Linked DNA regions of Homo sapiens: region 2 is linked to region 1. The links are chromatin loops, found by intact Hi-C in ENCODE. Cell type or tissue: endothelial cell of umbilical vein. All regions are shown on one strand. Each heading gives the region's core, and the rest is flanking DNA. Links, peaks and the distances in the headings are about the cores only.

Region 1 (4,624 bases), core at 1-2,500:
ATTTGAGGCTATAACTTTTTCCTACTCTTCATCCATGTCTGCAGGCACATGACCTAGATCTAGCCAATAAAAGCAGCCTATCCCTGGCCACGATGACTGGTTCAGGGATGAACACACAGTCCAAGCAGAGCCAAGGAGATAGTGGGATCTTTCTCCCACTTCTGGAAAAGAGCAGGTGCTCTTTCCTATTGAATACGACAAGATATGAAGCCTGAGCTACTGTGCTTATTGCCAGCTGAGGAAGAATGCCTGTCTAAAACAGAACCAACACAGAGGAAGCAAAGTTGAGAGACACAGGGATAGAAACCTGGTCCTGGCTGGGTACAGTGGCTTGCCCCTGTAATCCCAGCACTTTGGGAAGTGGAGGTGGAAGAAGCACTTCAGGCCAGGAGTTCGAGACCAACTGGGCAACATAGTAAAACTACAAAAAATTCAAAAATCAGCCAGGCCTGGTGGCTCACTACCTGGGAGGCTGAGGCAGGAGGATTGCTTGAGCCCAGGAGTTGGAGGCTGCAGTGAGCTATGATCACACCACTTGCTCTGTCACTCCAGCCTGAGTGACAGAGCAAGACCAGAAAGAAAGACAGAGAGAGAGGAAGGAAGGAAGGAAGGAAGGAAGGAAGGAAGGAAGGGAGGGAAGGAAGGAGAAGAAGGAAAGAAAGAAGAAGGAAAGAAGAAAAAGAAAGAGAGAGAGAAAGGAAGGAAGGGAGAGAAAGAAAGAGAAAGAAAGGAAGGAAGGGAGGGAGGGAGGAAGGAAGGAAGGAAGGAAGGAAGGAAGGAAGGAAGGAAGGAAGGAAGGAAAAAAGAAAAGAAACGAAACCTGGTGGTCCTGGTAACATTTTTGAGAAAACTGATCAAGCCTCATCTGAGGTCAGACTATTCCTGGACTTTCCTATTGTATGCGCCAATAAAAATCCTTTTGCCATTTTGGATAACGATTTCTGTCCCTTACATCTGGAGTCCCGATGATGATGTAAGATAGGGATTTGAGTTATTTTATTTGGAAAGCATGGCTGCAGAAAGCAGGAGTACCTGGGTCCATGAGTTACGCAAGTCTACCTCCTTTCAAGACTGAGTGCCCTGAGGTCCAAAGCCTGTGTTAGTTATCACTGCAATGTTAACAGGCATTCAATGATTATTTTTAGGAATAAAAGGAGGACAAGAAAAAGGCAAGTGGAAGAAAGAAAAGGGGATGGGAAATGTATAAACTCCTCCCAAGAAAGCGGGTCACCTGGTCACTTTGTTCAGGGCAGACTGGTCCTGCAGGAGCCCAGCAGGAGCATGAAGCAGGAAATGAGGGCACAGAAGCATCCAGCACCAGACTGTTCCAAAGGGCCATTTACCAGGAAATTGCCTAGAAATGACGGTGCAGCCATAACCGGGTCATTAGTTTCCCTACAAATATTTCTCCCTTTTGTGTGCAACAAGGACCCATTCAGCCAACTGTGTGGTGCTTCAGCTGAAATAACAGACCAGAGGAAATGTGTAATTGGCTTTCATCAAATTGAAACTGTAAGGCAGCCTAGCCAAGCTGAAGCTCTGTCTCTGGCCCTAGCACAGAAATTATTTTCTGCTTAATGTGAGGTTATATGTGGGAAAGAAGGGGAAATAGAGGGGAAAAAGAAAGAGGACCAGCCTTTGGGTCAGCTTCAGCCCTTCTGGCAAGGCTACTCAGAGCTTTGTCTTAACAGCCAACAAGGACAGAAAAGGAATCTGGCTCCAGACTTTTGGAGAGGAAGGGACCTGGGACAGAGGAAGAGAGGCAGTAAGGGGAGGGGTGGGAAGAGAGGGAAGGAGTTACTCTTTAATGAAATAAGGTAACTTACAAATTAGTTTTTAAAAAATAGTTCCCAACTGATATCTTTTCCCACCAGACTATTTATGTGAAATTTACACCTCAAAATAACAAACATAACGTCAACCAGTTTGCCAACTTACCACCTGGCATATGTGATGGTAACACATTTAATAATTATTTAATAATTTTAATAATTTAATAAAATGTAATCAATAATTTAATAGAGAAAAGTGAAAAAGAAAATTTGTGACTCACCCAAAGGGACATAAAGCATTATTCCAGGGACCTATGACTAATCTATATTTTGGGTGTGAGGGGAACTTTGTTGAATGATTTGGGAACTCTGTGGTATAGCTTATATATTTCCAGTAATTTTTTTTTTTGAGAAGGAGTCTCACTATGTTACCCAGACTGGTCTTGGACTCCTGGACTCAAACAATCCTCCTGTCCCAGCCTCTCAGGTAGCTGGGACTACAAGCACACTCCACCGTGCCCTGCTTATTTCTGGTAATTTTCTATCTGGAATTTTCTCTCTCATCTACTTCCAGGAATTTTCCATCTACCTTTCCTTTTAGGTCTCTTTGAGCTTTGCATTTCCCGTCCTGGCCCATCAGCTTCAGGGGAACATGTGAGTTCCACACAGAATTACTGGAGGGAGACAGGACTCAGCTCCTCTGAAGGCCCTCCCCGGGGCCCCTGACAGCAATATTGTTGTGCAGTTCCCATAGTGCTGCTCTGGTCATGTGCTTCCCTGAGCAAATTGTCCCCAGGATCCTTTGGACTTCTGCCTTGGTGTTTTCATTGCCATCATCTCAGGTTGAGAACTCCAAAAGACCACATGACAATGGTTTCCTGGTCCTCAGGAAGAACTGCCGAGCAGCAGCAGTAATGGAAAGAACATTGAGTCACACAGGCCTGGGCCCGAGTCCCACCTCTACCACCCACCACCTCCATGAGGCCATGGCGGAATAGAAACAGTGTGGGACTGGAAACGGGAGGACCTCGCTGTGTGACCTCAGGCAGCTTCTCAGTTATTCCTTTCTTACACTAAAATCTCAGTTACCTCATCACTAAAATGAAGATTATGATCACCACTTTAAAGTGTTGCTGTGGGGATTAAAAGAAATCATATGCCTGGTGTGGAGTAGGCACTAATTAATTGGCTAATGTTGCTATCATATTGTTATTGTTATTATGTGACCTTGGGGAAGACACTTAACCTCTCTGAACTTGCTTTCTCTTCTGAAAAACTAGAAGTAATAAAAATTACCTCTCAGGATTGTAGCAATAATTATATATGCAAAGGTTACAAGGATTGTTTATGTCACATATGTACCTGGTAGGCACCCAATGTTAGATTTCTATCCCTCTCACTTCTGGACTTCCCCTAATGCAATCTAGGATAAGAGTTTAAAGCTTCCGGCTGGGCGCGGTGGCTCACGCCTGTAATCCCAACGCTTTGGGAGGACGAGGTGGGCAGATCACTTCAGGTCAGGAGTTCGAGACTAGCCTGGCCAACATGGTGAAACCTTGTCTCTACTAAAAATACAAAAATAAATTAGCCGGGAGTGGTGGCAGGCGCCTGTAATCCCAGCTACTCAGGAGGCTGAGGCAGGAGAATCGCTTGAACCCGAGAATCGCTTGAAGCAGAGGTTACAGTGAGCCGAGACCGGCGCCATTGCACTCCAGCAACAGAGCGAGATTCCGTCTCAAAAAAAAAAAAAAAAAAAAAAGAGTTTAAAGCTTCCATCATGGCCAAGCTGGCCCCTACATTTTGCCAAACACCAAAGAATCTGTCTGTCCCTGAGGTGGATTTTTGAGCTGCCAGTCCTTGGAGTCCCCACCTGCTGTGCTGTCAGCCCACACCCTTAAAAGGAAAAACTGTGTTGGGCGGGAGGCATCAGAGGGACGGTCAGAAAGGAAGCCGACGGCTGCAGGATTCACTATTCGACACTAGGGGGCACAATAAGCTCGGGAACACTTTAGGGCCACACCCAGAAATCTCGTTTCCTGGTGCCCGAGTCTCCCCAGATAGGGCAGATCCAAGCAAGAAGAGAACGTTTAAGGACTGCCCAGCAAATCCTTTGTGGGAACAAATGATGGGAGAAAATGCAGAAATGCAGGGGGCAGTGGAGGGCACACCTTGCCTTCGGCTTCAGCCTGGTCCGGGGCTTGGAGAGCCCTCTCTGGCTTTCAGACTTTGACCTCCTCATCAACCCCGGGGAGAAGGGGTGGGGTCGGGAAGCGTGAGGAAAAGGAGATAGTGAAGACAAGCCAGAAGAAAGAAAGCATTTCTTTTCATCACTTTTCCCATTCATTTCAACTTCTACATCTAGCTCACTCAGCACTCAGCATCTTAATAAGTCCCAGTCCAGTGGGCCACAGCTAGAAGGAGCCTTATGGAGTCCCAGATGTTTAGTTGGAGCCTAGGACTCAGAGAAGAGGATTGAGCAAGATCTCCCAGGTAGCTAATACTTCCATGTACATCAGATCGCTTGGATACTGACAACCACCTGGTCTTGTAGACAGGAGCTATTATCTCATTTAACAAATGAGGAAACAAGTTCAGGTAAGTGCCCATAGCTCTCCTCCTAGCTACTAAGCCTTCATTGCCACCCACTATTCCCGCTTCTCTTGCTTTCCCTTGTTTTAAAATCAGTCCAGGCCGGGCGCGGTGGCTCCTGTAATCCCAACACTTTGGGAGGCCGAGGCAAGTGGGTCATTTGAGGTCAGGATTTCGAGACCAGCCTGGCCAACATAGTGAAACCCTGCCTCTACTGAAAATATAAAAAATTAGCCGGCAGTAGTGGTGCGCGCCTGTAATCC
Region 2 (2,500 bases), core at 1-2,500, 480 kb after region 1:
ACTTCCCGGGTTCAAGCAATTCTCCTGCCTCAGCCTCCCAAGTAGCTGGGACTACAGGCACGCGCCACCACGCCCAGCTAATTTTTTTTTGTATTTTTAGTAGACACAGGGTTTCACTATGTTGACCATGCTGGTCTTGAACTCCTGACCTCCTGATCCGCCCACCTCAGCCTCCCAAAGTGCTGGGATTACTGGCGTGAGCCACCCTGCCCGGCCCTGAAATAAAAAAAAATAATTTTTTTTTTTTAAAAAGAGTTTGAGGCCTTGTGTACCTTGAGTTAAAGAGGCCTCTAAAGGAGAACCTGGGGGATTCCAAATCTGACAGCTACAATTTTGCACAAAGCCTTACTCAATGTTCTCCACTCATCACCCCCTTTCTTTTTACCTGCTTCCCTTGTCTTCTGCTCTTCTCCTCTCCTGGCGAGTTGGTGTTGGTTGTTGTCAGGAAGCCTCAGCTCCTCACAATGGGAACTCCCCAGAGGGCTCCTTGAATGTCCTCATGACATGGCGCCTAACTCCCACCAGAATGAGAGATCCAGGAGACAGTGAGAGGGAAGCCACCAAGCCTTTAGGTCCTAATCTCTAAAGTCACTGTAGGGGAGAAAATTAGCATCTTTATCTAGTATCACCCTAGGTTTGTGGCAGAGATCCCTATAACAAAATATTAAATACAAGAGAAAAGCATACAAATTTATTTAATAAGTTTTACATCATATGAGAGACTTAATAAGGAAATGAAGACCCAAAGAAACAGAAAAAAAACGGTATTTTTATGCTTAGGTTCGTGTAGAGTGGACTATCATACAGTATGATTGGACAAAAGTGGGTATGATCTAATAGAATGAGACCACCACTTCTCCTGTTGTCCTTCCCAGCTTCTCCCCAACCTCCCCTTTTCCCTAGTTTATAAGACAGGAGAAAAGGGAGAAAGCAAAAAGTTGGAAAGAAACAGAAATAAGATAAATAACTAGACGACCTTGGCGCCACCACCTGGCCCTGGTGGTTAAAAGAATAATAATAATAATAATAATATTAACCCCTGACCAAAACTACTAGTGTTATCTGTAAATTCCAGACATTGTATGTGAAAGCACTGTAAAACTTTTTGTTCTGTTAGCTGATGTATGTAGCCCCTAGTCACGTTCCTCACACTTACTTGATCTATTACGACCTTTTCACGTGGACCCCTTAGAGTTGTAAGCCCTTAAAAGGGCTAGGAATTTCTTTTTTGGGGAGCTCAGCTCTTAAGACGCGAGTCTGCTGACACTCCCAGCCCAATAAAAACCTCTTCCTTCTTTAATCCGGTGTCCTAGGAGTTTTGTCTGCGACTTGTCCTGCTACAGTAATGGTAACAAACTGGAGAGAACTTAACAAGGCCTGTTTATTCACAGCTTCTTGGCATCTCTGCGTCTTCATTCTTTTCTTCTGGGTATAGGAAGGAGGCCCTGCAAATAGGGTCTTATGACCTTATTTTGTAAGAAGGTCAGAGAATTCTTTTAGGGCCTGCTTCATGGGAGAAAGTCAGGGGAAGGTCAGAGAGACCTTCCCTGTTAAACCTTCCCCATAGTGTTAACAATAATTACATGCCAGGCTTTAGATAAAAGTATAGATTAAGCATTAGTCAGGTTGTCCTATGACTCATTTCCCTATAGCCTCTTATGGACCATGTAGGCCAGGACATAAACCATGAATTTACTTATTGTTCTTGTAGATAGGAACTTTGACTTTAGGAGCCTTACAACTTTTCATTTGAGATGTTTTTCAGAACTAACGCCAATGAGTCCAAAGACCACACCAAGGAACCAAGTCGGTCTGAGAATGCAGTTTCTTCAGCTGGGCGCGGTAGCTCACGCCTGTAATCCCAACACTTTGGGAGGCCAAGGCGGGCAGATCATGAGGTCAGGAGTTCGATACCAGCCTGGCCAACATGGTGAAACCCCGTCTCCCCTAAAAATACAAAAATTAGCTGGGCGTGGTGGTGTGCACTTGTAATCCCAGCTACTGGGGAGGCTGAGGCAGGAGAACGGCTTGAACCCAGGAGGCAGAGGTTGCAGTGAGCTAAGATCGTGTCACTGCACTCCAGCCTGGGTGACAAACAAGAATCTGTCTCAAAAAAAAAAAAATGCAGTTTCTTCACCTCCATCCTATGACATCACCCTTCACTCTTTGAACAATCGACACCTTGGCCCACTACTCGTCCAAACCCCTTAAGGTCTCTAGACCCAAACTCTTTGAAGAGGTGGTTTTGAGGTTTCTTCTCATCTCATTTGGTGGCCTTACAATTAAACCTCTTTCTCTGCTGCAACCTGGAGTCTTGGTGCATTGACTTTCTGCATATCAGGCAACACACCCAGCACAATCACCCCTGCACATGCTGTTTGTCCATTCAGTTCTTCAGCTTGAATTCTTTTTTTTTGAGATGGAGTTTCACTCTTGTTGCCCAGGCTGGAGTGCAATGGTGTGATCTTGGCTCACCGCAACCTCTGTCTACCGAGTTCAA

Evidence for each region. Peaks named below come from ENCODE experiments on the same cell type or tissue, not always from the same donor. Only the 100,000 strongest peaks of a DNase experiment are listed, where the experiment ranks them.
Region 2: it touches region 1 in a loop (10-fold over the local background); 1 of 110 quality-filtered maps calls a loop at or near these places.

What each region holds. Positions count from the first base shown.
Region 1 is chr1:112,387,251-112,391,874 of GRCh38, forward strand. It overlaps a transcript of CTTNBP2NL not described here. Among named protein-coding and RNA genes, the nearest start is that of CTTNBP2NL, 6.7 kb to the right of the region's middle. In endothelial cell of umbilical vein, for the core only: no CTCF peak of the experiment used is centred there; a DNase peak (open chromatin) is centred at 1,401; H3K27ac peaks cover 2,473 bases.
Region 2 is chr1:112,867,903-112,870,402 of GRCh38, forward strand. The region is part of intron 1 of LINC01357 (long intergenic non-protein coding RNA 1357); the gene reads left to right. It overlaps LOC105378911 (a long non-coding RNA gene), which reads right to left and starts at 482. Exons shown (of 3, transcript XR_001738192.2): 1 at 386-482. RefSeq lists a silencer at 1,445-1,739. In endothelial cell of umbilical vein, for the core only: no CTCF peak of the experiment used is centred there; DNase peaks (open chromatin) are centred at 739 and 1,519; H3K27ac peaks cover 2,308 bases.